Regions from separate parts of the Homo sapiens genome. Here region 1 is linked to region 2. A link is an interaction called in ENCODE POLR2A ChIA-PET data of the cell type or tissue named here. Cell type or tissue: PC-9. All regions are shown on one strand. Each heading gives the region's core, and the rest is flanking DNA. Links, peaks and the distances in the headings are about the cores only.

Region 1 (15,482 bases), core at 2,790-10,789, 85 kb after region 2:
AATGAAAAAGACTGTAAATTCAATGTAAATATTACCTAACTTTATGTACCAAGTTAGGAGAGTGGAAGAGGGGAATTTTTCAAAAAATAAGCTGTATTTGAACAAAGCATGAAACTTGTTGTTTTAAAATTTAAGAATAATTGAATTTACCATCTAATTGGCATCCGTACTGTGCATTGATAGTAATATCCAAATCATCTTATTCTTCCATAGAGGAAGCGCTCATATAAATCACATTGCTGAGAACTATATAAAACTACATAGAGGTAAATGGTGCTTATTAAATATGAGTATAGTTTGTTACTTGCTGGAAGTCTTCTAGTTCATTTGGACCATTTTCTTACCCTGAGGTGAACTCAATATCTGTTGGCAATGGGTGGTTAAATGTGAAGTGCCCTTGTTCAGTGTCCCTTGTTCTTGTACAGGTATTTTCTTAGTTTAAAAAAAAAATTCTAGCATGCCAACATTTGTCTTTGGCCTATTCCTTTTTTTCTGAAGTGTGTAACTTCTGATTTTTTCTTTGCTATGTTGTAAATAACAGTAGCTAAATTCTCTGTTTTACTATCTACTTTTCTTTTCTTCCCAGATCATTTCATTCTAAAATTAAATTGCTTGGTTTTCTTTAGAGGAAATTGCTACATGGTATACTTGTAGTAGTGATTCATATTAAAAAAATAGCTGGTAAATCTTTCTAGGTAGTAACTTATCCAAACAATACTTTGAGTATCATATTTTGTGAATGACTTGCTTAAACTGGGAAACTGAATATTCTTTTTAAATCATATAATTCCTGTATTAAATGTGAAACACACAGTCTCCAAAGTCACCTGATTCTCTGTGGAAAATGAAAGGCATTGAAGGAAACCAGATACATTAATACTTAGTTTTGGTTGAAAGTGCAACATTACTGTACTTAGAAGGGGCTTGGTTTATTTTTAGATATTTAAGCTATCATTAATTTTAGACCAATGGCTAATAATAAGAGAGATTTTTGGTTGCTCATTTATGGAGAGACAAAGAACAGCATGGCATAAACAAACATCCCAGAAATAAATGAAAAGTTTTAAGTGATAAAATTGTGTTTTCTATGAACCAGTGTTGTACATGAACCAACATTGTGTTTCTTAGCTCTGACCTGTACAGTGAGGTACCTGTCAGGACCCCTAGTCTTGGCACTGGAAATGACAAAGTTCTCCTATTACTAAATTCTCATGCCTTCCTTTTCTGACTTAGTAGATTGAAATTGGTAGGTACTAATGATTTATGTTTGATAAACTTAAGTTCTGCTGATATCCTGTTACTGGTAATTCTGGTACCAAAATTTCAAACGGTTTGATTATTAGTAGCATTTTGAGTACCTAGGTGCATATAATACAGTTAGCAGACCCTTACAGAGTCAAAAGAGATTTTGGAATCTGGTGATACTGTTGTTTATTACACTAGCCTATTACATTTTCTTTCTTTATAATAACTGTTTATGTGAGTTTCATTGAAAATCGTGGCTCTATTGCTTTATTCATGGTTTCCACAACTCTTTTTGTAACACCTTAATTTTCTCTCTTAGGTATTTTCCTGTTAAATAAGATATCAAAAGCATCAATCACAAGACAGAGAAAACGTATTAGGAAAAACTTGTATTAGTATATTCTAAACTGAAATGGAAAAACTCATTATTCATATTTTAATAAATAAAACTCCCAAATGATCTTGCTAAATTATCCCACTATTTAGAAGTAGAAAATAAGAGAAGAGTGCTTTCAAGGAAATTTGTCATATTCTCCCTTCTATCTAGAAGTTGACAATGAATTGCAATAAAACTAAGAAATAACTGAATGCTGAAAAATACCATGAATTAATGTTATGGCTTCTTTATTTTTGTATATCCATTCCCACAAAATTGAATTTAAGATTATTAATGAAAATTCTATATTAAGTAATAATGCTTGTATTAGTAATGGGTAAAGAAGTCTTTCTTTGTTACATTAACCGTTAGTAAAAGATGTACTTTGACATTTCTGATGTAAAACCTATATGTAAATATTGTAATTTAAATATGATTGGACAGCTGTTAAGTTTTGGGGAGGGAAGCAGATGCCAGCGTTCTCTGCTGAAAAGACAAGATGGCGCTTGACGGACCACAGCAGATGGAGCTGGAGGAGGAAAAGGCAGGCAGTGGACTCTGCCAGTATTATCTGTCCAAGATTGAAGAACTCCAGGGTCAACTGCAATATAAATTGGATGGGGGAAAGCCACAAGGAACAGTTCTGAACTCCAGGTGCATTTGCAGCTGATTTTGAATGATAAGACCCAAAACCTCTGGAGGCGGCAGGTGCACGGGAATGAACTAAATGTTAAAGTGTGCCTATTACAGGAGGAGCTACAGCTGCTGCAGGAATAGGACTCCTGTGTCAGGGAAGTAGTCCAGGCCATGGGTAAGAAGAAAGTGTTGGTCAAGGTGCATCTCAAGGACAAGTTTGTCATAGATGTGGACAAAAATATCAGCATCAGTGATGTGACACCCAGTTCCTTGGTGGTTCTAAGAAATGACAGCTACACTTTGCACAAGATCCTACCCAACAAGGTGGACTCATTGGTGTCACTGATGATGGTGAAGAAAGTACCAGATTCAGCTTATGAAATGATTGGTAGACTGGATAGGCAGATCAAGAAGATCAAAGAAGTGATCGACCTGCCTGCTAAGCATCCCGAGCTCTTCAAAGCACTGGGCATTGCACAGCCCAAGGGAATGCTGCTTGGAAGAGACTGTTGGCCTGGGCTCTGGCTCATCATAGGGACTGTGTACCTTTATTCATGTCTCTGGCTCTGAATTGGTACAGAAATTCATTGGGGAATTTCTGTGATGGCAGAGAAAATGCTCATCTGTCATCTTCATGGATGAAATTGACTCTTTTGGCTCCTCAGAGCTGGAGGGGGATGCTGGAGGGAACAGTGAAGTGCAGCAGATGATGCTTCGAGGGTGGCTTTGAGGCCACCAAGAGTATCACGGTTTATCACGGCTGCTAATACGATTGATATCCTGGACTCGGCACTGCTTTGCCCAGGGCACATTGACAGAAAAATTGAATTCCCAACCTGCAATGAGTAGGCCTGGCTGGTCACTTTGAAGATTCATTCTCAGAAATGAACCTGACCCAGGGGATCAACCTGAGAAAAATTGCTGAGCTTATGCCAGGAGCATCAGGCTGAAGTGAAGGGCATGTGCACAGAAACCGGCATGTATGCCCTGAGTAGCGAGTCCATGTCACTCAGAAGGACTTTGAGGTAGTCCAAAGTCCTATCTCATGCCAAAGGACAGTGAGGAAAAACATGTCCATCAAGAAACTATGGAATTGAGGGCACATCCTTTGTGTGTATCCCTACAATAAAACTCAGTGGGACAAGCAAAAAAAAAAAAAAAAAAAAGTTTTGGGGAGGGATGATCTGCTAGTGTATAATCAATAACTTTTAACATTTAGCTTGTATTTAGTAACATTTCATTGTGTTTTGAAAAAAAGTAAAAAATCTTTTGAAGCACAATTTTCATGATGTAAAAGGTATTGAGTTTCCTAGTGTAAGAACATGAATTCTGGAAACAGTCTTAGGGACACTGGGCAAGATAGAGGCCTCCACCCCTCCCCCCCCCACCAACTTTGTTTGTAAAAGGAGATAATACTGCCTACATCAGGGTTGGTGTGAGGATTAATTAGAAGAGTACATGTATGTAAGCACCAGACACATAGTAAGCACTTAATAATGTTAGTGGCTAGTATAAACAGTAAACATATTTGTGCCCATTTATGAATAATTTTAGTATTCGCTCCAGTCATGAGGTGTAGTAGTAATATCTAAGACCTTAACTGAAATGTTTAAAGAAACCTAGGTATAACAGAGAACATTATGGGTGCTGATTTCCACTCTCACTAAAAGCCAGTGACTTTACTATATCAGCAAGTATAAAGCACTACTTGACTCTGTAGATTGTATGGACCAAGAATGTAGATATGAGACAGCTGATCTCTACGAACTGAATTTTTAGTGAGTAAAGCAAGCAAGCATGTAATAGAGAACAATAAAAGCTCTGATAGACATATGTACAAGGTGTTGTAGAGGTACAAAGGAAAGTTATTCAGACTAGGCAAGAGAGTGATTAAACTTAAGTATTGAAGAACAAATAGATCATAGCTCTAGGGGATGTGGAACATACAAAGTGGAAAGTTTGGGAAGAGTATTCCCAAGGCAAAAAGCTTAGCACATACAAACATAGGAGGAAAGCGAGACACTCTTAAAGAGTTGCTATGCTTTGGGAGGTGGAGGCGGGCGGATCACGAGATCAAGAGATTGAGACCATCCTGGCCGACACAGTGAAACCCTGTCTCTACTAAAAATACAAAAATTAGCTGGGCGTGGTGCGCGCCTGTAGTTCCAGCTACTCAGGAGGCCGAGGCAGGAGAATTGCTTGAACCCAGGAGGCAGAGGTTGCAGTGAACTGAGATTGTGCCACTGTACTCCAACCTGGCAACAGAGCGAGACTCTTGTCTCAAAAAAAAAAAAAAAAAAAAAAAAAAAAAAAAAAAAGTTGGCCAGGCACGGTGGCTCACGCCTGTAATCCTAGCACTTTGGGAGACCGAGGCAGGGTGGATCACCACCTGAGGCCAGGAGTTTGAGACCAGCCTGGCCAACATGATGAAACCCCATCTCTACTAAAAATAGAAAAATTAGCTGGGCATGGTAGTGTGCGCCTGTAGTCCCAGGTACTTGGAAGGCTGAGGCATGAGCACAGGAGGCGGAGGTTGCAGTGAGCTGAGATTGTGCCACTGCACTCTAACCTGGGCAATAGAATGAGACTCTGTCTCCAAAAAAAAAAAGTTGCTATGTCTGAAGAGGTAAACAGGTGATAAATCATGAAGAGATTTGTGTCTGAAACTGTAATTGAAGGATTTCAAACAGGAAAAAGATAATCACATTTATACTTAAGATTAGAGAGGTATGATACTGGAGGCAGAGAGACCTGTTAGAAAATTTATACTAATTCAGGCAAGATGATGAAGGGCAGAACTAAAGCAATGAAAATAGGGAAAGCAAGTACAGAAGAACAAAACTTAAAGATTTAGAGAGCAGCACTGACCCAGCTGGGACAAGTTCTAGTTGTCCATTCTATTGCCAGTGCTGCAGAGTCCAGAGGCAGCACAGTGCATCATTTGGTGAGGGAGTTCACAAGGGAGAACCAAACTAGCTTTTATAACAGACCCATTTGTGGTAACTAACCCAGTCCCTTGATAATAACCATTAATCCATGCATAGATTAATCCATTTATGGGGACATAGATAGCCTTCATGACCCAATCACCACTTAAAGGCCCTACCTCTTCGTACTGATACATTGGGGATCAAGTTTAGCACAAGTTTCAGTGGGGGCAAACATTCAAATCATAGCAGTGTCTATTAGGCTGCAGGAGGTGTCTCTACCCAAATGTCGGTAAGTATGTGATAAGTGGGATAGTTGAGCTAGTTTAACGATGTCTAGGTTGGTTGGGTTGGACTTTTCCTCGTGTCACCTCCCTGCTTAGCTCTAGCTGCTTATTGGAATGCAGCCGTGCTTTCCTGGGTTTACTTAGGAAATGCTGAGATGCACTCTGAAGCATTCTTGAGGTTTTCCCTTTGGTTCATTTGTCCCATACTCTCTCCGTTATACCAGTCTTCTCAGATCTTCACAACACAAGTAAATCTGTTGGAAGCAAGGTCTTGTAGATGTAGACATATGGGAAAGATAGAGCCTGCTCTCCTGATGGATGCTGTTGTTGAGATAGGTTGGGTTGGCCTAGGTAAGAGGAGGACCAGAAGAGATTTATGATTTCTTGGAAGGCTATGAGTTGCTGCTGGCCCCATCATAATCTTTTTTGTTTAGCAGAAGTCAGGAAACGAATACTGGTACACTTACATTTCTTGGAAGAGCAGCAGAAACCTTGGGATATCCTTGTGGGTCAAGGAGGCAACTCTCCTCACGGATTCCCTGATTTGATAACAACATACTCATGGAAACACCAATCCAAGTTTTCACAAGTTTCTCTTAAAGTTAACTTAAGACTTCCTAGACCAAGAATTCCTACCACGCAAGGCCTGTGAAAATATTGTAAACTTAATATCCGACAGGGAGATATTCAAAGATGCCAAAGTACCTGTTTTTATAAATATTACCACATGGTTTAAGATTTGACTTCTCACATAAAATGAGTAAAAATAACAATGATTTTTCTGCAGTACCTTAATGATGCTGTAATTATGAAGCAGGGTTTTAAAATTCTGCCATGTAGTGCCTTATTTTTATAGTAATGTTTTCTATGAACCTTCTAATTTAATGTGTATTAAGAGATTTAAAGAGTATGTAATTAAAAAATATCTTTCCAACAAAGTCACCTTGAGATTTAATGCTTTCTAATTGGCTTGATCATTTGATGGCAAGATAACTAGTTGGGTAACTGAACATAGACTCTACAGTGTTAGCAAATATGAATTTATATTTCAGAAAAATATCAAATAACTAATATCAGAGCCTGTGTGCCTGCCTTTCAAGGTAGTACATTAACACTTGGAATATTAAATCTGTAAATACTAAGGATATTATCCAAATAGATGATATTCATCAAATGGTATATAAAGTTCATCCGTTGTTGGAATTCAAATGTTGCAAAGGCCAAAGGTATTTAATATCCAAACTATTGTTTTAGCATATATTTATTCTTTGAAATCTGGTGTGTATTTTACACTTACAGCCCATCTCTATTCAGGACTATAGCCACATTTTAAGTTATCAAGAGTCATATGTGACCAGTGGCCACTGTGCTGGCAGCACAGGTCTAGATGACTCTGGGAGACACTTCTACTCCTATCTCTCCTTACCTGAATATTTCTGAAGGCCTTCTAATTCCAACTTTGTGAAGACTCTTGGGTCTCTTTCAAAGTTTATTTAACTGCTGCACTTGAGCAGAACTTGTCCTAAATTATTACTAAAATTGAGGCAGTTTCCTCATATTTATTTATTTATTTATTTTTTAGAGACAGAGTCTCGCTCTGTCGCCCAGGCTGGAGTGCAGTGGCGCGATGTCGGCTCACTGCAAGCTACGCCTCCCGGATTCACGCCATTCTCCTGCCTCAGCCTCCCGAGTAGCTGGGACTACAGGCGCCTGCCACCTCGCCTGGCTAATTTTTTTTTTTTTTTTTTTTTTTTTTTTTTTTGTATTTTCAGTAGAGACGGGGTTTCACTGTGTTAGCCAGGATGGTCTCAATCTCCTGACCTCGTGATCCACCCGCCTCGGCCTCCCAAAGTGCTAGGATTACAGGCGTGGGCCACCGTGCCTGTCCCAGTTTCCTCATTTTTAAATGAAAGAGCTGGAAATACCTTTAAAAGGTTGAGGGTCTAATGAATCATCTTCATGTACATTCATAGATAGCATTGGCTTTCATTGTGATTATGGTTTTTGGTGAGGGCACATGGGCTTTTAATACCTGGTCAGTGATATAGTTAGGAATTGCAGTTTGTGACACTTTGGCCAAATAATCATCAGGAATTGTGAGTGATGCTGGTGAATAATAGCTGTAGTCAGATTTGTCCCTTGTGTTGAGTTCTATGGCGGCATTTTCATGGGTTTCAGACCTTCCAGCTAATAGTTGGCTTCCTGCCCACGTCAGTGCTTAAACTGTCAAACTTGTCCACCAAACCCTCAATTCATAAAGCTGAGTCTTCAAAATCCCGCATAAGAGGCACCAGTAGTCAAGTCTAAACTGTCTTCAGTAAGATGTTCCCTAGTTTGCCTAGAGATTCTGTGCTCAAATGCCATCTTGAATGGAGTCAGCAGGCAAGGGTTGGCAGGGAGGTTGTCTATAAGTTTGGCATACACCATGGGAAGATAGACATTACATTCGTCTTCTTTGGGATCCCTGTAAGCCAGTGGTTCTCAATACTTGGCTTAACATTAGGTCAACTCAGGAGGTAGGAAGGACGTATAGAGGCATCTCTTTAAATATATTAAGGTCTTGACCTCACCCCAGATATTCTGAGTTAATCTAGTGTGATTCTGTTGTATAGCCAGTGTACAACCTATCAAAGGTTTTCTCATACACCTCAAAAATAGGGGTTAAAGGGTGCCAAGAATGTCTCAGACCTCTGTAACTCAGCTGTAGCTATATTCCTTTCAATTTTCTTTCCTGCTTGATCAAACTCTTGACTCTTTTTGGATGAGAAAACTGCTCTGGCATCATTATGCATTCTCCCCAAATCTGGTTTATAGGACAATGCCTAATTCAGCCAGGCTCCGATCCTTAATTTTCACAAAAGAATTTGTAGATTCCCAAAAGCTCTTTTTACCTCCAGAATGGCTCTGACAAATCAAAAGCATTTGGCTTCCAGACACTTCTCTTCCTTTGGATTTAAAGAACTTGACTTTGACATTCAAAATAATATCTGATTTGTCCTCATTTTCTCTCCCTTCCGAAGCAGTGACCATCAATGAGTCATTGAATAAAATGCCATAAGCAACTAGGAACACAAACTAGGAATGAAAAATGTTCAAAAATAGTCTTCTGCTACACTCATATCAATCACTAGAAAGCTACTGAAGCCTAAATATATAACTAGTCTGATTTTCATTCTTACAGTTACCTGGTAATCTTCAGAAGTCTTATCTCCCTGAAGAAGAATGTGTATAGGAGTTACTTGAACTAGAATGCAGTCACTATCATTCATTCATTTAGCATTCATTCATTTAGCACATGTGGTTGGTTGTGTTGGTTCATTCATTTAGCACGTATTGAACGTTTGATAGATGAAAGACACTGTGTGAGACACTACATATACATTGATGGGGAAAATGAATAGTGCCTGCCCTAATGGGGCTTAATTATTTAGAGTATCACAAATCTATAAATAACAGGCTGTTTGAAACCTAGTTCTTGAATAAGTATTTGTGTCAGTTCTTATAAGGTATGAGGTTATTAAGGTCATTGGAAAACCCTTTATTTGACTCTACATCCGGTAAGACTTTTATACCTTGTACCAGACCTTCCTGTGTGTCAGTGCTACTGAAACAAAGGAGAAAGTAGGTGAAAGTACTTCAAACACTAGGATTGAGGTAGAGCCAGCCAGACACAGATTTCCTAACTTGTTTACATTTTTAGAGGGCTATTTCTTCAGTAAGAACAGTATTATGTTCCTAATCAGCTTTCTCTTCATTGCTTTGTAAAGGCAACTTTTTTTTTTAAATTAATTAATTAATATTTTTTTGAGACAGAGTCTCGCTCTGTTGCCTGGGTTGGAGTGCAGTGGCGAGATCTTAGCTCACTGCAACCTCCGTAAAGGCAACTTTATTAAGTTACAATTTACGTGCAACAAAAACATTATGCATGTACAGTCTGATTAATTTGGACAAGACATATGCACCTGTGTGACTATCACCACAACCAAAATGAGAATATTTTCATCACCCCTCAAAAGTTATTCAAGTCTCTTAATACTGGGTTCCCACCCATCAACCCACAGCCCTAGGCAGTCATTGATCTGCTCTTCATTGATCTGCTCTGTGTCACTGTGGATTAGATAAAATCATTCAGTATGTACTTTATTTGTGTAAATTTGTTTTGCTCAGCATAGTGTCTGAGAAACATCACAGATGCAATGATGTTGCCTGAATCATCGCAAGACATCGCTTGAATCAGTAGTAGTGTTCCATTAAATGAATATGCTACGGTTTGTTATTCTCCTATTGGTGGGTACCTGGGCTCTTTCTGGTTTGGGGCTACCCCTATGAATAAAGTGACTATGAACGTTTGAATATAAATCTTTGTGTGAACATGTGATTTCATTTCTCTTCAATAAATTCCTAGGGATGAAACTGCCGAGTCATGTGGTAAGTATTTGTTTAACTTTGTAAGATACTGCCAAACTGTTTTCCAAAGTAGCCGTGCCATGTTACATTTCCACCAGCAATGTATGAGGGTTGCAATTTTACCACATTATTGCCAACACATGTTGGTGTCCATCTTTTTAATTTTGGCCATTATAGTGGGTATGTAGTGGTATCTCGTGGTTTTAGTTGCAATCTACTTAACCACTAATGACATTAATCATCTTTTTATATACTCATTTGCCATTCCTGTAGCTTCTTTGGTGAAAGGTCTGTTCAGTTCTTTATACCATTATTTTTAACAGGTTTATTGAGGTTTAATTTACATACCATAAAAATCTACCTACTAAAAGTATACAATTAAATGGTTTTTCATATATTTTTGGAGTTGTACGGTCCTTAGCATAATCAGTTTTGGAATATTTATATCACCCTAAAGATACCTTATACTCATTAGCAATCACCCTCAATTTTCCCCTCCTCTAGACCTAGGCAACCACTAATCAGCTTTCTGTCTCCATTGACTAGATATTGTATATAAATGGTATGATACAAAATAGAGTCATTTGCATTTGGCTTCACCTAACATAATTATTTCTGAAGATCACCCATGTTTAGCATGTATAATTCTTCCTTTATTTTTTGCTGAATAGCAAAAATAATTTTTAAAAACTCATTCTATTGTATAGCTATACCACGTTTGTTTCTCCACTTGCCAGTTGATGGATTGTATCGTCTCCACTTTGGGGGCTTTTATGAATAATGCCTGTATGAACGTTTGCCTTCAGTTTTTTGTTTGGACATATGTTTTCATTTGTTTTGGGTAAGTATTTAGAAGTACAATTGCTGGGTCGTATGTGTGCAGCTTTACACACCATGCTCACTGTTATCTCATTCCCTAGGTCTGTTAAATTCCTGGCTGTTTTGCCCATCTGTGGCTTGCCCCAGCCATTATCTCAATCTAGGTATAATGTTGGCCTTCCCTGTTTGCTGTCCAGTTAGGTATTGTTTTCGACAACACTCCTGCATGTGTATTTTTCCCAGATTCTGCTCCATATCAGTTTAGCCTCCTCCAGCAGGGAGGCTGCAGACCTTGACAGCCTGCCCACCCTGGTAGAACTATAGTGCCACAGAACTTGAAGGACTGGGGGAGAGTGAGACGGGGGCAGCCTCAGACTATAATGCCACAGACTCTCACTGTTCTAACCAAGGTTCAGTAGGTTTTCTTGAGTAAATGTTTCTCAGCTTGTTGCATGCATTAGTGAGTTCTCAGAATTCTGAAATGAGTATTTTCACAGTTTTGTCAAGTTTTATCATTGCTTTTTTGGGAGAAAATTTGCCAAACTCATTACTTAGACATTCCTGAAATCTCATTGGGATGCTTTTTTTTTTTTTTTTTTTTTTTTTTTTTAATTATGCTTTAAGTTCTGGGATACATGTGGAGAACATGCAGGTTTGTTACATAGTTATACACGTGCCATGATGGTTTGCTGCACCCATCAACCCGTCATCTACATTAGGTATTTTTCCTAATGCTATGTCTCCCCTAGCCCCCCACCCCCCGACAGGCCCCAGTGTGTGATGTTCCCCTCCCTGTGTCCATGTGTTCTCATTGTTCAGCTCCCACTTATGAATGAGAACATGTGGTGTTTGGTTTTCTGTTTCTATGTTAGTTTGCTGAGAATGATGGTTTCCAGTTTCATCCATGTCCCTGCAAAGGACACGAACTTATCCTTTTTTATGGCTGCATAGTATTCCATGGTGTGTATGTGCCACATTTTCTTTATCCAGTCTATCACTGATGGGCGTTTGGGTTGGTTCCAAGTCTTTGCTGTTGTGAATGGTGCTACACGTGTGCATGTGCCTTTATAGCAGAATGATTTAATAATACTTTGGGTATATACCCAATAATGGGATTGCTGGGTCAAATGGTATTTCTAGTTCTAGATCCTTGAGGAATCGCCACACTGTCTTCCACAATAGTTGAACTAATTTACAGTCCCACCAACAGTGTAAAATTGTTCCTATTTCTCCACATCCTCTCCAGCATCCGTTGTTTCCTGACTTTTTAATGATCGCCATTCTAACTGGCATGAGAATGGTATAACATTGTGGTTTTGATTTGCATTTCTCTAATGACCAGCGATGATGAGTTTTTTCCCCATAAGTTTGCTGGCCACATAAATGTCTTCTTTTGAGAAGTGTCTGTTCATATTCTTTGCCCACTTTTTGATGGGGCTGCTTGTTTTTTTCTTGTAAATTTGTTTAGGTTCCTTGTAGATTCTCGATATTAGCCCTTTTCAGATGGATAGATTGCAAAAATTTTCTCCCATTCTGTAGGTGCCTGTTCACTGTGATGATAGTTTCTTTTGCTATGTAGAAGCCCTTTAGTTTAATTAGATCCATTTGTCAATTTTGGCTTTTGTTGCCATTGCTTTTGGTGTTTTAGTCATGAAGTCTTTGCCCATGCCTATGTCCTGAATGGTATTGCCTAGGTTTTCTTCTAGGGTTTTATGGTTTTAGGTCTTATGTTTAATTCTTTAATCTGTCTTGAGTTAATTTTTGTATAAGGTATAAGGAAGGGGACCAGTTTCAGTTTTCTGCATATGGCTAGCCAGTTTTCCCAACACCATTTATTAAATAGGGAATCCCTTCCCCATTGCTTGTTTTTGTCAGGTTTGTCAAAGATCAGTTGGTTGCAGATGTGTGGGATTATTTCCGAGGCCTCCATTCTGTTCCATTGGTCTGTATATCTGTTTCGTACCAGTACCATGCTGTTTTGGTTACCATAGCCTTGTAGTATAGTTTAAAGTCAGGTAGCGTGATGCTTCCAGCTTTGTTCTTTTTGCTTAGGATTGTCTTGGCTATACGGGCTCTTTTTTGGTTCTGTATGAAATTTAAAGTAGTTTTTTCCAATTCTGTGAAGAAAATCAGTGGTAGCTTGTTGAGATTAGCATTGAATCTATAAATTACTTTGGGCTCTATGGCCATTTTCACAATATTGATTCCTCCTATCCATGAGCATGGAATGTTTTTCCATTTGTTTGTGCCCTCTCTTATTTTGAAGAGGTCCTTCATATCCCTTGTGAGTTGTATTCCTAGGCGTTTTATTCTCTTTGTAGCAATTGTGAAGGGGAGTTCACTCATGATGTGGCTCTCTATTATTGGTGTATAGGAATGCTTGTGAATTTTGCACATTGATTTTGTATCCTGAGACTTTGCTGAAGTTGCAGTTGTATATCTTATTAATGAGTTGTAAGAGTTCTTTGTTTTTTATACAAGTCTTAGATACGTAATTTGCGAATGCATTCTCAATCTGTGCTTGCCTTTCCATTTTCTTAATAGTGCCTTTGAAAGAGCAAAAGTTTTAAATTTTGATGTCAAATGTATTAGTTTATTCTTTCCTGTTTTCTTGCCTTTTTTGTCCTAAGAAATTGTTGCCTAATACAAAGTCACAAAAGATTTTCTCTATGGCTCTTAGATTCAGATCTGTGGTAGAATTTGAGTTAATTATTGTCTATTGTGAGGATAAGGGCTGAGGTTCATGCTTAACCATATCACTCTCCGGTTTGTTCCAGGTCATTTGGTAAAATGAATACCTTTTCCCTATTGAATAAACTTTCCATCTTTGTTGCAAATCAGATAACCTTCTATGTGTAGACCTGTTGCTGAGCTCTATTCTATTCCATTAATTTATATGTCTATGTTAATATAACACTACCTTGATTACTGTAGAATTACAGTAAATCCTGAAATAATCACCTTCAGTTTTGAAAGAAATTTTTGTTAGGCCTAGAATTCTAGATTGTCTTTTGTTTTTGCTGTGTTTTCTTTCAGCACTTTAAAGTTGTGCTACTCTTTTGTCTTAAGTATAGCTTCAGACAAGAAGTTTGCCATTATCCTTTTTTTGACATGTTTAATATATTTATATGCCATAAAATTCACCATTTTGAAGTGTACAATTCAGTGTTTTTTTAGCATATTCACAAGATTGTACCACCATCACCATGGATTCCAGAACATTTACATCACTTTAAAAAGAAATCCTATGCTCATTAGTGGTCGCTCTCCATTTCCCCCTTCCCTCTTTGCCCCAAAATAACTAACCTACTTTCTGTCTCTATGGATCTGTCAATTCTGGACATTTTATTAAAGGGAATCATATAACAGATGGCCTTTTGTGTCGATTTCTTTCATTCAGCATAATGTTTTCAAGGTTCCCTCATGTTGTAACCCATGTTCGTACTTTTTTTTTTTTTCATGGTTGAATCATATTCCATTGTATATACCACATTTTGTTTATGGAAATTGGGACTGTTTTCACTCTTTGGCTGTTATGAATAATGCTACCATGAGCATTAGTGTATAGGTCTTGGTGTGAATGTGTTTTCAATTCCCTTGGGCATATACCTAGGAGTAGATTTGCTGGGTCATGGTAACTCTGTGTTTAACTTCCTGACAACTGCCAAACTTTTGACTCCACCATTTTACATTCCCAACAGCAATGTCATTATCAGGGTTCCAGTTTCTCCACATCTTTGCCAACACTTGTTATTGTCCATCTTTTTTATTATAGCCATCCTATAATAAAACAGCTATCAGGTTGCATCTCATGGCTTTAATTTACATATTCTAGTGACTATGTTGAGCATATTTTCATGCTTATTGGCCATTTATATATCTCTTTGGAGAAATGTCTATTCAAATTTGCTCATCTAAAAATTCTACTGTAGCATTTTAAGAGTTCTTTATATGTTCTAGAGTCACCGGGGGTGTCCAAGGGAGAGAATACAGTCGTGTTGTTAGTTTCTGTGTCTGGTTGGGTCAGTAAAGCCCCTTCCTCATCCCTCTTTTCTGCTTATCACTAGAGACAGAAACTAAAAACCATGGCTTCAGGCTGCTAAACTCTAAAAACAAAACAAAACAGAACAATAACAACAAAATAAGGTGGACTAGACAAAGTTGTATCTAGACCCTTATCATATATGTGATTTGCAAATATTTTGATTGTGTGGGTTGTCTTTTTACTTTTTTAATAGCGACCTTTGCAGCACAAATTCTCATTTTGATGAAGTCAAATGTATCTAACTTTCATTTGGCTGCTTATGCTTTCAGTGTCATCTAGGAACCATAGCCTAATCGAAGGTCATTAGGATTTGCACCTTTGTTTTCTTCTAATGATTTTATAACATTGGCTCTTATTTAGGTCTCTGATACATCTGCTGTGAATTTTTATGTATGGTACGAAGTGGGACGGGGGAGGGGTGTCCCACTTTAATCTTTTGCACATGGATGTCCAGTTGTTCCAGCACCATTTGTTGAAAAAACTATTCTTTCCTCATGAACTGTCGTCTTGCCTCTGTTGTTGAAAATCAGTTGACTGTAAATGTATGGATTTACTTCAGAACTGTTAATTTTATTCCATTGAGCTATATCTATTATGCTAGTACCATACAGTCTTGATGACTGCATCTTTGTAATATGTTTTGAGATTGGAAAGTGTTCTTGGGCTGAGAAATGTAAGAATTTTCCATGGTGTTTGACCTTGAGATTAGATCATTCCAGTTCATAAGTATTTGTATATGT
Region 2 (15,482 bases), core at 2,928-10,927:
CCTACAGCGTCGGCGGGCCACGTGCGGGAGGAGGGGCCGCCTTCTGGTTGGCGCCCGGTGTCCGTTCCTCCTATCGGCGTAGGCCCCGCGAGGAAGACAAGGGCGCGCCCTGGCTGGGAGGGCGTGGCCAGAGACCTGTCCATCACCGAGTCCACGAGTGGCAGCACCTACCACACCGCAGTACCTTGGCGAGGCGGAGCAGGGGCAGGCAGGTCGCGGAAGGGGGAGGCGGAGCAAGGCCGGCGGGAGCCAATCGGCCTGGCGGCACGAGGGGGCGGGGGCGGGGTCAACGCGCGCGACCCAAACACACGGGCCGGGCGCACCCTGCAGCCGCGCCGCTCCGCGGCCTTCCGGCGCGGGGCCGGGGAACCTCCTCCCCATCTGCGCACCCCCCGCCTTCGCGGCCCAGATCCTCCCGCCAGCCCGGCCCCTCCTTCGCAGGGGGAGCGAGGCGACGGTTGCCGGGAAGCGCGCGCCACCTCTCCCTCCCATTTTTCGTTCTCCCCTCGCGCGCCACCCGTTTTTCCTCTTTCTCCGTTAATAACAGCTGGGTGGCTGGGGGAGGAGGGAAGGTGGCCCCGGCGGAGTCTGGGCGGGCGCCTCCCACTCAGCCGCCAGCCGCCGTGGGAGCCGGAGGATGGCGGCGGTAGCAGCGGCCGCCCGAGAGGAGGCGGTGCCGAGATCGGGGGCGCCGAGCGCGGCAGCAGAGAGCGGTAGCGGCCCGTCGTGGCGCACCAGAACCGAAACCAGCGGCAGCCGCACGGCCACTTGAGCCGCCCCTTCCTGCTGGAGCCAGCGAGGGGTGCCTGCAGCCGGGACCCCTTCCTCTCCGCGTCTCCTCGTCTCCCGCGCCCGCGTCAGGCCGTCGGCCTCGCCCGCCGCCCCAAGAAGAGCGCGCCGGGCGCCGACTGCCCCTCTGGACGCCGGGCGGCGGCCCTGGACGTGCGGGGGCCTCTCTGGGCCGGCCGCGGCGCCTGGGCCCTGCCCTCTAGCTCCCGCGCTCGCTCCCGCCCTCCCGGCTCTCGGGGCGCAGCGCGCGGGCCCGGCCCGGGGCAGGGCGGACATGGGCGCCAAACAGAGCGGCCCGGCCGCCGCTAACGGCCGCACGCGCGCGTACTCGGGCTCGGATCTACCTTCCAGTAGCAGCGGAGGCGCCAATGGGACCGCGGGCGGCGGCGGGGGCGCTCGGGCCGCCGCCGCGGGGAGGTTCCCGGCTCAGGTGCCCAGCGCGCACCAGCCCAGCGCCTCCGGCGGCGCCGCGGCGGCCGCGGCGGCCCCGGCAGCCCCGGCGGCCCCGCGCAGCCGCTCCCTCGGCGGGGCCGTGGGGAGCGTGGCGTCGGGGGCCCGCGCGGCGCAGTCCCCCTTCAGCATCCCGAACAGCAGCAGCGGCCCGTACGGCTCGCAGGACTCGGTGCACAGCAGCCCTGAGGACGGCGGCGGCGGCCGGGACCGGCCGGTGGGCGGGAGCCCCGGCGGGCCGCGCCTGGTGATCGGCTCCTTACCAGCTCACCTCTCGCCGCACATGTTTGGAGGTACGGACCCCTCTCCGCGCACCCGCGCTCGGTCCTCCCGCGGCTGCACGTGGGCCGTGGCCGCCGGCTATTTTTACCCTTCTCCTTTTCTCCTTCTGCCGGGGCGCCGGGGGCTGCCTCCCGGACCAGCCCGCGTCGGTCTCCATCCTGGAAGAAACCCGGCGCTTAACACCGGCGGTGCCGCTACCGCATAGACGCGTGGTTTTGTTTTTAAACATCCTGAGCACCCTCACCTCAGCGGCTGCCCAGTAGAGAAAGTCTATTTTCCAGTGAGATGACTGGAGCAAATGTTGTTTTACAACAAACCGACGAAACAGCCCTTGTGGTTGTGGTTTTTAGTACCAGGAAGTCAGGAGGAGACCAGTTGCTAAATGTAGTTCTATCTGGGGACTCGAGTGGGGAACAGTTTTTAAAGGCCAAAAGTCAAAGCGTCTCAAATGAACACTGAGTTACCATGTTTGGACCGACTTTTAGTATAAAGCTGTAATCCTGAAATCTGTGTCAGTAGTCCCAGTTACTATGTCATTTTAATTGGATGAATGCGTTAATGAAAAGTTTGTTTTTAAACCTCACTAAACTGCTACTTAAGATCACAGTTAATGTGAGTCCTGCTTAATTTGGAAAGCATTTAAAAAATGGAAAAGTTTCTTAAGGAAGTAAAAATTTTGCACATCTGTCTTCAAGGTACAATAATTGGCTAGGTTCTTTTGAAGAGCAGTGTTGACTAGAGTTAAGGAAAAGTCAGTTGTGAAAAATGGACATTTTTAATAGCAAAGTGATGTACTTTACTACAGAAACAGGAGGAAGTGTGCGTTGTCCTGGGGAAAATGAATCCTACTTCTTCAGTTATGTTTTATGCTGATCTACTTTATTGCAAAACGCTAATAGTAAATGAATCAAGACCACCTCCCCTCTCCCCTTTATGAAAATAAATAGAAGTATAGAAGATAAGCATTCCCATTTCATCGCATTATGTATCTGGTATTAGAAAAATTAGCAACTGAGCACAGATGAGCAGCGAAAACACGATCCCCTACATTTTTGTGCCGCTTTTACTTATATATTTGTAAACGTAGGAACTTTGGAGACTTAGTAAAGTGGAATACGTAGTAATTTATCCGTTCTCATGTTCTGTACTATCAGCACACACGCCAGCATAAATTAAAAACAGGAATGTCATGTTTCATTTTTCCCATTTTTTTAGTAACGCTTTGCAAATTCAATTGGAACGACGCTTGACTTTTAATTAGCTACCTTGTTTTAAAGTAATTTTTGCTTCTTAAAAATATTCATCCCTCTTAAAATTGGGCTATTTTTAAAAGTCATTTGCTTTTGATTTTGAGTAAAAGAACTCTACTGGTGTCCTTAAAGTGATTTGATCACAACTAACCTAACAGTTGAAGTTGCTGTAGTCCGCACTGAAGAATATAAAAGGCAGTTTCTGAGAATTGGTGATTAGTGCGAGAATGAAGGGCAAACTGGTTTTTAATGTTTATCATTATCTTTTTAAAGTGAAAATTTGCATTTAGCAATTATTAGAAGATGAATATTTAAGTTTGCTAAAGAAGGGTGAATAGGAAAAGCCTTGTCAAGTTAATAGTTAATATTTATTTAATATGCTGATTTCTAAAAATTCATTTTCTAAGAGCTGATAATTCCCTTTGAGAAACATTATAGTTCTGTGGGTTTATTTTGTTAAGTAAATGCATTCTATTCAGAGCAAGAGACAGTTGAGCCCCATGCTATTCCTAGTAAGTAAAAATACCTAGTTGCTTAAAGTTGGAGATAAAGCATTTATCTTTTTTCTTATCTAAGTTCTAGATTTGTGCACTCATTATAGTTCTTTTAGTGCTGTTGGGGTTGGGTGACTGGGGCCTAGTAGTACAGTGACACTTTCTGAGGAACTTACAGCAGCCTTTCTCACCCGGCTTTCTGGAGACAATTGTGCCGTAGTGTGCAATGAATTTTAACTTTTAGCTCCAGTGCATTTAGAACGGTTTTAGTTATGTATCATTCTTGGAACAATTGAGAAAAGTCACTGAAATAATTTCCTGTGTTTGGTGATTCAGATGAGGAACCTCAGTTGAGAATTGCTGGAAAGACATCAGAGAAATTACCTGTTCTTATTATATGACAGGATCAGATGAAAGTGCCACATCCTGAAATCTCTGTTGAGGCAGGGAGATGGAATACATTTACGTAAAAACCCATCTTAGTGGCATTGCCTTACTGAGATTTTTACCTATATTTTAGTGGACGGGTTATTAGGAAAACAATAGAAGCATGTTTCTCATCATCTTGAGATTTAGGGAGCTAAATGAAGAATCTTATAATTAAAAAAGACTTGACTAGTTCACATTTACTTAACTTTTTAGTATCTATTATAACATTATTGTGTTTATTCAGTTACAAATTGTATAAATGGTTATATACAAATAACTGCATCTGAAAATTGATAAAAGGATTATTTCAGAATTAGTGGAAAGTTCGTATTGTTTTTTGTAAAACTGTTGTTTTAATTGTTGTTTATATTATTAACGTCTCCTAATAAGAAAATGTGGTACTAATAAGATTCAAAATTATTCTCTTGTGAGCTCTCATGTAATTTATAGAAAATGAAAAACAGTCCCCCCCTTTTATTTTTAACACTTAAGAGTCTAGCAAGTGGAATTGTTAGTAGTTCTCTCATAATGAATTGCCACATTGAACGAGGAAGTTTTCTGTGTTGGTTTTATGTTTTGATGTCATTTGGACATCTGTTTTGGCTATATACACTCTTATTCTCTCTAGAGAACTGGAAGAAAAATGCCTAATCCAGATATTTCAGTGTGTAGAAATTTCCTAGAATTGAGTTGCCAGACATCAGAATGTGATTATATTTATATAGGAGTTTTTAGGTGAAGTAAATCTTGTCCTTATTATTCTTTTCAGACTGAGGAGTGTTAAAGTGAACAGACGCTTTCTTGACTACTGCTAGTGTCGTCCATCACCTTTGTTTTAAAACAGGTCTTAAGGGTATTTCCTAATATTTAAAAATGTTGATGGTATTTTAGGGTTTGTTTGGCTTTAATTTACGTCTACGTTTTTTTTTCCACTGTCAAGTAGCTGTTGTTCATAAGAGCATAATATGAGTGGTCAAATAGCCTTTAATGATGCAGCAAGGATGGGGTAGATGAATTGGGCTATAGAAATATACCAATACATGGAGATTATTTCCAGAGAAATCGTGTGGACTTCTATAATGTATCCTTGAGTCCAGAAGTGAAAATGTAAAATGACTTAATCTAAGACAACCAGTGGTGCTGGGTTGCTTTTGGCCTCCTGATTTTCTTGAGCTTTTTTGGGTGTGGCTTGCTCATGAGTATTTCAGTAGTCTGATTGTAACTCAGGTGCCTTGCTACTTGTGAAACATGTTTTCTTATATTGAAGGAGTGTGGGTTATCTCTTAAAACTGAATATGTTGAATAAGACCTGTATTTCTAGGAAGATTTCTCTTAATTTTTAAGGCAGATGTGAAGTTTTATGGTGTTAGGTTATCTTCATCAATTAACCATTATGGAATCGGTCTCAGTTATCACTTCTTACCAATATCAAGTGCCAAAATGTTTGAATTTGGGATATTGTAATTAATCTATTTCCTATTCCTGAATGTTATTTTGTGCCATTGAAGGCTTTTATGGGGAGTGGCCGAAGAGGAATGTTTGCCTCTTTCTAAGAAAAATGAGCCTTCTAACCACAACCCCTGCCACTCCTGAAGTAATAAGAATTTTGGTGGTTATTGTTCCTCACTTGTAATTTCATACCTTCGTGTTACATGTTTTGCTGTGTGTAAGTGTGGCCTGTGTCATGGAAGTTTCTGCTTTGGGAATTTTTTGGAATTATTCTTGACTGCAAGGTGGGGAGGATTGGTGAGTTGCACAGGGCATCACCTGATCTGAGAGCAGCGTGACCTAAGAACCTGGTATTTTGATGCTTTGCTGGCTGGTGCAGTGCCTGAGGGAGTAAGAGCCCTGTTGTTGTAAGATAGTGTCTTACTCCCTCAGGCACATCTCCAACAAGTCTCTTGCTCTCCTCCAATTTGATCGCTTTGCCTGGTGACCAGTAACTAAGTTCTTCTGATTACCAAATATCATTAATGAGATATCAACTTTTAAACTATTTATTATTATTTGGGTTTTAAGGAGAATTGCCCTAATATTAAACTTATTACATGTAGTATTATGTATAATTGGGTATATTGGCAAATGTGTTAAAAGAGAGTGTAGGAACTGCTTTATGTAGCAAATTACTTCCTAAGTTTTATGTGAATATTCTTAAGAACTGTTATTTGAAATGTTAGTCTGTGTTTTAATTTTGCATGTACATGACATTTATTTGTTAAGAAATTGGACAAAACATAGGCCTTTTTGTGAACAAAGGGTTCAGAAATACCTTAGGTTCTGATTTTATTCGTTTTCTAAGCTGCTTATTCACAAATGACTGCAAATTTAGTGGTTCTAAGCAACACGTTTATTGCCTTGCAATTTCTGTGGGTCAAGAGGCTGGGCACAACTTAGCTGTGTCCTCTTTAAGACTGCAGTCAAAGTGTAGGTCAGGGCAGGGTTGTTATCTAGTGACTCAACTGGGGAAAGGTCTGCCCACAGACTTCCTTGGGTTATTGGCTGAATTTATTTCCTTGTGTCTGTTAGGTTCAGAGCAGCTTGCTTCTTCAAAGTAAGCAAAGGAAAGGTGAACTGGTGCTATGTTCTTACATAATCGTGTACATGTAATCACATACAACCCATTGCCTTTGCTGTATTTCATTCATTAGAAGCAAGTCATAGGTCCAGTTCACGTGCAAGGGGAGGGAATTATACAAAGGTTTAAACACCAGGAAGTGTAGGAATCAAGAATAGTCACATCAGTTCTTTCTGCCACATGGATTATAGATAGATTGACAGCTGAACATGTAACTTCTTTTTTAAACTCATTTTAATTTACTTTTAAAAAGTTGTACTAATGCATATGGTTAAGTATAGCATTAATAAACATGAACTTAACCCCTTTTAGGGGCTGGACATTATAGATACTGAGGGTACAAATATGGAGCTTCTTTATGCACTGCTCAACTCTCCATTGAATTTGAGAGATGGATATATGTGATCATTATACAATGCAACAAATTCTGTAATAGAACTGTTAACAAAACACTTAGTGAAGTATCTTTGTCTAGGCTGGTCAAAAAATGCTTCACAGAGGAGGGTACGTTTGAACTGTAGTTTGAAGGATTTAGAAGTTGTACGGAGAGAGGGCAGTACAGACTAAAGAAAAATCCACAAAAGTGTGGGTTTTGATAGGGCATACTGAAAAGTTAAATATGTCTGGATTGTAGGGTGCATAGAGGAATGATGAGAACCTGAAGCTAGAAAAATAGAAAGTGGAGCCAGTTGAAAGATTTTATAGTGCTGTAGGTTTGTTTTATCTAATGAAGTTTGAAAGCAGGGGGAGTATCATGATTAGGCCATTGGGCACAATTAACACTCGTAGTTTACATGGATGGCAACCTTCTCTAGTGGTGCAGACTTCAGGCTGTATGCAGCAACCCTGATCAGGATTCAGTTCTTAAGGAGGAGAGTGTGATAGCAGGAGAATAAGTTAGGATTCTTTTAAAATATAACTGATAGAAGATGCCTATGTTGAAAACATGGCATTGGTGAGGGAGAAGAAAAGTTAGATTTGATTGAGATTTCTAAGCTAGAACTGATAGAATTGACCTGGGTACATAGTGATGTCTTTAACCAGTATTAAAGATGAAAAGAACAAGTTTTAGGAAATGATAATGAGTTCCTTTCAGGCCTGTTAAATTTGAGTGGCTACAGGATTTTCATCTGGATAGAAGTATACTTTAAGTGGTTGGAAACATGAGTCTCTAATTCAGGATATTACAAAAAACTGAGAAATCAATTTGCAAGTTATAAATGAATCCAGAAAGTGGATAAGATTACTAAGGGATGAATATAGATTGACGAAGGACAAGGATGGAATCCAGAGGAGCAAGTATTTTAAGAGACAGGGAGAGGAAGAGGCCAGCAGTTAGAATTCAACCAGAGGGAAAGGAAGTTTTTTAAAAACCTGGGTTTTTTTTTAATTATAAAAATAATACCTGTTCACTAGAGAAAAACTAACATACGGAAAAGCAGGTATAAAAATCGCAAATTGCTTGTAATTTTACCACCAGAAATAACTGTTAATGTCTTTTATATATGTATTTGTTTTAGACACAAAATTTGGAACATTCATTTTTATATTGTTTTGATTTTAACCTTTCTGATGTTCTAATACAAAGTTTTAAAGCTACACATTTTCCTCCAAGAATTGCTTTACCTGAATCCCACTGATGTTGAAGTGTTCTTGTTAACATTCAGTGAAAAATGTATTTTAATTTCCCATATGATTTCTTCTTGATCCATGGGTTACATATTCTTTGATAACATGCTGTTTCCATTTCCACCAGTTTCTAACATCACATTAAAATTTTTTATAACATGATTTTTAATTATTACCCAGTATTCCAAAAATCACTCAAATATTTAATGAGGACGCGCTTTTCCGGACACTATTCTGGGGGTACAGCAGTGAAGAAATAAGATAAAAATCCCTGCTTTTAGGGGCCTTATTATTCTATTTGGGAGAGATAGTAAACAGACAAGTAAAATACATAGTGTGTTAGGGCATTGAGTGTAATGGAAAAAAAATGGAGTGCAAAGGCTGATAGAGATTCTGGGGTGGAGGCCTATCTATAGTTGCTATTTTAAATCGGGTTTTAAGGATGACCTCACTGACAAGGTGACAATTCAAGCAGAAAGTGAAGGAGCAAGTCATGAGGATCTCTGGGGTAAAAACATATTCAGGCACAGGGAGCAGTAACTATAAAGGCCCTGAGGCATGAGTGTACCTGATATGTAGGTTTACTTACAGCTGGAGTGCAGAGGGCTGTAGAAGATGAGAGCATAGTGGGGTGGCATGAGGTTGGGACAGAATCATAAACTGCCTCATAACCACTGACCTGTGGTTTGCGGCTTTTGTTTTAAAGAGGGATGGGGAGTATTTTTGTGCAGAGGATTGACATAATCTGACTTGGGTTTTAAAGGATTACTCTGGCTATTGTGTGAGGTGGCAAGAGTCAGCAAGGAGGCAAAAATCCAGATGAAAGATAACAGTGGCTTGGACTGGGTGGCAGTGCTGGAGGTGCTAAGCAGTGGCCAGATTCTGCATATCCCGTGTTTTGAAGATAGAGCCACCTGGATTAGATGTGGAGGTATGAGAGAAAATGAAGAGTCAAGGATTTATTTCGTTGTTCCTTATGGTTGAGCATTTTGTTTGTTTGGTACAGATGTAATAAAATACTGTTGCCATGAACACCCTGGTAAGCAAATTTTTACATTTTTTTTTTTTTTTTTTGGGATGGAGTCTTGCTCTGTCACCCAGGCTACAGTGCAGTAGTGCGATCTTGGCTCACTGCAACCTCTGCCTCCCAGGTTCAAGTGATTCTTGTGCCCCAGCCTCCCAAGTAGCTGGGATTACAGGTGTGCACCACCATGCCTCACTAATTTTTGTATTTTTAGTAGAGACTGGGTTTTGCCATGTTGGCCAGGCTAGTCTTGAGCTCTTGGCCTCAAGTGATTCGCCCACCTCAGCCTCCCAAAGTGCTGGGATTACAGGCCTGAGTGCCCGGCCAGTTCTTAGAAATTTATCAGCGACATGGGATTGCCAGAAACAAAGATACACTTTTGTTCAAGGCATTGGATCTTTATTGCCAAATTGCTCATTAGAGATGGAAACAGCTTCTAGCAAGGTATAATCTTTGGGACTACGTAAAATTTTTTAACCCATAAAAACTTGTGAGGTTTTTGATATTTATAAGTGCAGATTGGTGGATATATTTCGAGTAATGTCACCTATCAGAGTCATTATTTCATTCAGGGCTCTTTTTTTAGCGACGAAAATATTAGTGTGTCAGAAAATTATAGATGTATTCAGTCATTTGAATTTCATAAGTTCCGACCATGTGGAATATCCTAATTTTTGCTTGAATTGTGATTAGTCTGTAATAGTTCTTTAATTTACCTATTTATATGTGAGCTGAGGAAAAAAAGAAGAATGAAGCCATGCATACATAATGGGTTATTTATTTTTATTTTTATTGTCTTTTTTTTCTTTCCTTTTTGTGGAGAACAGGGTCTCGCTATATTGCCCAGGCAGGATTATGTGTAATATGTTTCAGAGAGCCAGTGCTCAGTTTGAACAACACATTTTGCTATTTTTGTTGGTTTTTAATTTTTTCTACTGTTACCTCTATTCTGTTCGTTCTCATTTTGTAAAGTTAATTTTGTTCTTTCTCTTAGCTTCTTTTATTTTTTATTTATTATTTTTTAATGATAAAAGCGTTTAAGGCTGTGTTTACTTCTTGTTACATATAGTCACTTCCCAAAGCTTTGGATACTTACCATTTTCATTATCATTGAGTACACATTTTTGTTTCTTTTAAAATCAGTTCTATCGGGGAATAATCATGTTAACTGCATTTCGATATTTTCTTTTACTTGGAAGTTATTTTAAAGTGTGGCTTTATTGTGGTGGTCCTTACTAGTACCCTTTCGTTACTTCTAGTGTTAATTTAGAAATATTGCACCGTGGCTGGGCACTGTGGCTCATGCCTGTAATCCTAGCACTTTGGGAGGCCCAGGTGGGTGGATCATCTGAGGTCAGGAGTTCGAGACCAGCCTGGACAACATGGTGAAACCCCATCTCTACTAAAAATACAAAAATCAGCCGGGCATGGTGGCAGGTGCCCGTAATCCCAGCTTACTAGGGGGTGCTGAGGCAGGAGAATTGCTTGAACCTGGGAGGTGAAGGTTGCAGTGAGCCGAGATCACACCACTGTACTCCAGCCTGGGTGACAGAGCAAGACTCCATCTCAGAAAAAAAAAGTATTGCACCATGGTCAGAGAATCTTAAGCCTTTCAGTTGTAAAGGATAGAAGCATAACTCAAAATAGCATTAAGTGGAAAAACTGTATATTGTTTCAAATTATTGAAAAGGATCCTAGGGTAACTTAGAGAATTGAAGGAACAAAGGCAGGACCCAATGCCCCTGGAGCTGAAATTTAGAGAGAGAGGGAGGGGGACAGAGAGAGAGAGGGAGGGAAGGAGAGAGAGAGAGAGAGAGAGAGAGAGAGAGAGAGAGTGTGTGTGTGTGTGTGTGTGTGTGTGTGTGTGTGTGTGTGTGTGTGTGTGATTGCAGGTGTCAGCCACTGCCCCCAGGCAGTATGGGCCTTCTTTAAGCTGGGGCCTTGAGACTCTCTGTACTTCCAACTACATGCGATCTTTCAGGCCTGAAGGGAGTACCTTTCTCTACCTCCAGCAGAAAGGACTCAGATTAGCTCAGTTTGAGTTCCGCATCTGTCCATAAATTACAAAAGCAGAGATGGGATGCACTTTATGTCCAGGCTGTATTCTGTTATTATGGGGAAGAGTTTAAGTCTTCAAGTCATGTTTCTTGGGCTGACCTTAAGCAAGTTGCTTAGTTCCTCTGTACCTCCGTTTTCTCATCTCTAGAATCAGGCCAGGTACAGTGGCTTGCACCTGTAACCCCCAGAACTCTGGGAGACGGACGGGGGCGATCGCTTGAGCTCGGGAGTTCGAGGCCAGCCTGGGCAACATGGTGAAACCCAGGTTCTACCAAAAATACAAAAATTAGCCAGGTGTGGTGGTGCGTGCCTGTAGTCCCAGCTACTCCAGAGGCTGAAGCAGGAGGATCGCTTGAACCCAGGAGGCTGAAGTTGCAGTGAGCCAGGATTGCACCACTGCACTCCAGCCTGGGTGATGGAATGAGACTCTGTCTCAAAACAAAACAAAAACCTGCTTTTGTAGTATTGTGAGGGTTAAAGTAGTCCACATACTTCATATCTCCGTACTTTTAACTATTGAATGAACCTCTTCAATGAATGAAAAAATTGAAACATCCAAGATTTATGCCGCACTTCCAGTCTCACCCTCCTCAGAAAGACCATGTGCTTTACTCTGATACCGTATTCCTTTCTCTTCCCAACTGCTCAGATTTTGCAAAAACAATCCAGTTTTCATTATTTTTATAATGTGTCTTCCTTATATTTACAAAATTCTCCCCTGAACATTTGAATTGAGTTTTTCAGCACATTTACTATGCCAAACACATGGTAAAAACTTTGTAAATATTGAATGTTTCCCAAAATGTATTTGATAACTACATTATTATGTTTTAAGGTAAGATTATTATCAAAATTATTGTCATGTTTAAATTATATATAGAAATGTATTGCTCTAGAAAGAAGTGGTAGGTTATGTTTTTATTTGTATAATGTAAATATAGGTAAATTAATTTTTGAACCAAATAGGTATAATATAGATTGTACAAATGGAGGCAGTTATAAAATTGCCTTAGAAGTAAAATTATACTGTGCTTATAGCTCTTTTATAATCATTTGAATGTGTTACAAAGTGTTATCAATGTGAGCGTGTTTTGTGGGCGGTTGGAGATGGTTGGAAGGATGGTTGATAAGGTAGGTCAGTGTTTTCATTAAGTGTGTGCTGCTGCTTCAGGGCAGAGGCTGAAAAACTTAGATTATTTTAGTTACATGATTTACTACATCTCAGGCAACCTGGATGACTTGGCATTTACTAAAGCAATTCACTGCTTTGCTGGTGCTTCAACACCCTTCAGTCTGAGAGCCCTGAAGTCTTGATTTGTAATTCTCCAGATTTCCTGTCTATCATAGCACTTCTTCAAAAACAGCATATCTGGTCACCTTGAAATCTCAGTTCCTTAATAACTCCTTTTGTCCACTCTTCCTACCACCTTACCGTACGCAGAGTTCTTTGGAGGATTGCCATTAGTTTCTTTAAAACAAAATAACTAAAATTAAGAATATTTAATATTATTATTGGCCACTTTAAGTGTCTTTATAAATGTTGAACTAATATAGTTACTTTCATATAGTAATGTATGTGTTAGGAAAGTTACTTCATAAGCACTGTCTCTTTTGAGCCTATGTCATAAGAAGTCGGTGGTAGAGTAGATAATTTCTTTAGCTGTTATCTGGAGATGAGACTTAGAAGTTAGATCAACCACTTGTAGTATTTTAAGTGTGAGTTATTCTGTATTTTAGTTGTGAAGTGTACAGAATCTAATTAGCTTTTAATAATTCAGAGTCCTTTTCACACTTGGCTGCTTTTCTTTTCCTGTACAATTTTGTGTTTTCTCTTTTGTCTTTTAAAAATTTGTTAGTTTAAAAATTGTTTAGTTTTACAACCCTCCCTCATTTGTATAAATCTCCTCTCAGATTATTCATATGATGAGTATTGCCTGAATTTCATTTTCTTGTTAAAGTCTCTTTTGAGACCCTCTGACCTACCCTGTTCCGAATTGATTATCCTATGAGATCTGTCTTTTTTCATCATCTTGGAGATTGTATTTGCCTGCCTCTCTCTTATGTTCAGTTTCCTGGTTCCTTGAATTTATGTGTCTTCTTTCTTGATGTTCTCCATTGTTTTTAGCCGATACAATTTCATAGTTCCTACTGAGAAAGAATATGTGTAAGGTAAAATTTTTTTGAGGCTTCCATTCCTGAAAATATTTTATTTCTGCCCTCATTTTTGATTAGTACTTTGACTTGATATAGAATTCTAGGTTGAAGTTATTTTCCCTGAGAATTTAAAATGTGTTGCCTTGTTGCCTTCTGGCTTCTAGTGTTGCTGTTGAGCACATAGATGTCATTATGGTTTTTGATCCTTTGTATGAAAATTTCATTATTACATGTCTTGGGAGGGAACTGTTTTCATTCATTGTGCAGCATATTTGGTAGGCTCTTTGAGTCAGCTGCTTTCTGTGATTTTTTTTTTTTGCCATTTTTTTCTTTGATGACTTAGATGTTGTACACCTAGAGTAATCCTTTGCTTTTTCTTTTTTCTCTTCAATTTTTGTATGTCTTTGGTTTTTGTTCTTTTTTTCTCTTGAGGGATTTATTTATTTATTTAAAGACAAGGTCTCGAGGCTCTGTCACCTAGGTTGGAGTGTAGTCGTGTGATCCTAGCTTACTGCAGCCTTGAACTCCTGGGCTCAAGTGATCCTCCTGCCTCAGCCTCTTGAGTAGTTGGGACCACAGGTGCATGCCACCATAGGGACTTTTAAAAACGTGATCTTATAACTCTTTTGTCAATTTTTATTTGTTTCTGTAATTTTAATTTTTAACTTAATTTTTAATGTTTTTAAAATTTCTGAGGTCTTTAAAAATAGTTTTTTTTCATATATTCCATTTTTGTTTTGTGGGTACAATACCTTTTTCTAAGAATATTACTGATACGAATTTACATGTGCATCTGTTTGTGTATATATGTATGTGTATGTATATATATGTATGTGTATGCTTTGTTCCCTTTCCTGATGACTCGGTTTCTTCCCACTTGCTTTTTCTGTTTGTTTGGCTTCATTCTTTTGTTAGATATTTTCTTTAAATGTTTGGTGATCTTTGGCTAACTCCTGATACTTTTAAAGTGGGGGGCACTAAAAAGCAAATTGGAAGCTCTCTGTGCATGTAGTGTCCTCTGTCTGGGCCATTTTCTTAGGGATATTACTGTCTTTTCTCTTGGGCTGGTCATATTTTCCAGAAATGGCTTTTCTTGCCTGGAATACACAATCGTTTATGCTAGTGATCTAGGAGCAGAGTGAGAAGAAGATTGAGAGTCTTAATACTCAAAATGATACTTTCATTTAATCTCAATATTTAGTATCAATACAGGACCTCTGCCTTCAGCTATTCCTGTTGTCTGCAAGTCTAGAAACTTTTCCCTTTCCTAATAACAAGCTTGTAGTAGAGTGCCAGGGTTGGGGTTGCTTAGCTGCTGCAAGTCAGGGAGGACAACTAGGAGATCTCACAGCTCCTTACGCAGACTGGCGATGAATCTTTCTCTTTTAGGCCTGCCTTCACCCCTGCTTCCAGGGATATCTTGTGCTTGCCAGTTCTTGTGCCTGCTGTAAATCAGTTTGCTTCTCTGCTTTCCTAGTTCTGCAGTGAAAATTATTATTCTTTAATTTTCTTTCCAGAGTCTAAAGGTACTGCTTTTTATTTCATCTTCTTGATTTTTTATAGGTGTATTCCCTTTAAAAATTACATTTTTATCATTTTAGTAGGATGTTTGGACTGAGCAGAAACTAATGAATGTGTACAACTAGTTATCTTTACTTAGTTTTTTTTTAATTGCAGAAGAAATAATAATTCACTCCTATAAAAATTTGGATGATGCCCCTGGGCGTGGTGGCTCACGCCTGTAATCCCAGCACTTTGGGAGTCTGAGGCAGGTGGATCACCTGAGGTCAGGAGTTCGAGACCAGCCGGACTAACATGGTGAAACACTGTCTCTACAAAAATTAGCCGAGCGTAGTGACGCATGCCTGTAATCCCAGCGACTCGGGAGGCTGAGGCAGGAGAATTGCTTGAACCCGGGAGGCGGAGGTTGCAGTGAGTTGAAATCGCGCCATGGCACTCCAGCCTGGGCAACAAGGGCGAAACTATGTCTCAAAAAAAAAAAAAAAATCAGATGATGCAAAAAAAGTGAAAGTCACTTTCAGTCCTCTGGTATGAACATGTTCAATTAGTCCTCTTTAATTGGAAGTTCTCTTTTTTTAATTGCAAAAGAAATAGGAATCAACCCCAAAAAATCAGGTTAGATAAAATGACAGTCACTTCCAGTCTTCCTTTGCTGATCCCATTGTCTTCCCAGATGTAACTGTTATTTTTTATACGTATACTTCTGTTTTAATTCATTTACATACTTTTAAGTACATAGAAAAAAGTAGTTTCATTTTGTATGTGATTTTGTGATGGAGGCTGTTATTGGCAAGAATGTGGTCATACTGTGTTCTTCTAAAACCTGC

Evidence for each region. ChIA-PET counts read pairs that join two places held together with the same protein. Peaks named below come from ENCODE experiments on the same cell type or tissue, not always from the same donor. Only the 100,000 strongest peaks of a DNase experiment are listed, where the experiment ranks them.
Region 1: POLR2A ChIA-PET joins it to region 2 with 12 read pairs; 5 of 35 experiments call an interaction of 5 or more read pairs at or near these places.

What each region holds. Positions count from the first base shown.
Region 1 is chr7:30,369,390-30,384,871 of GRCh38, forward strand. It overlaps the pseudogene DKFZP586I1420. Among named protein-coding and RNA genes, the nearest start is that of LINC01176, 14 kb to the right of the region's middle. In PC-9, for the core only: no CTCF peak of the experiment used is centred there; no DNase peak of the experiment used is centred there.
Region 2 is chr7:30,284,295-30,299,776 of GRCh38, forward strand. It overlaps ZNRF2 (zinc and ring finger 2), which reads left to right and starts at 303. Exons shown (of 5, transcript NM_147128.4): 1 at 303-1,532. The coding sequence starts at 1,064. MIR550A1 (microRNA 550a-1) reads left to right here and starts at 5,500; the gene lies at 5,500-5,596. It overlaps MIR550B1 (microRNA 550b-1), which reads right to left and starts at 5,596; the gene lies at 5,500-5,596. It overlaps LOC105375218 (a long non-coding RNA gene), which reads right to left and starts at 1,791. Exons shown (of 4, transcript NR_136267.1): 1 at 1,766-1,791. RefSeq lists silencers at 149-578, 589-638, 719-1,108, 1,189-1,268, 1,419-1,548. In PC-9, for the core only: no CTCF peak of the experiment used is centred there; a DNase peak (open chromatin) is centred at 6,187; H3K4me3 peaks cover 3,096 bases; H3K27ac peaks cover 1,726 bases.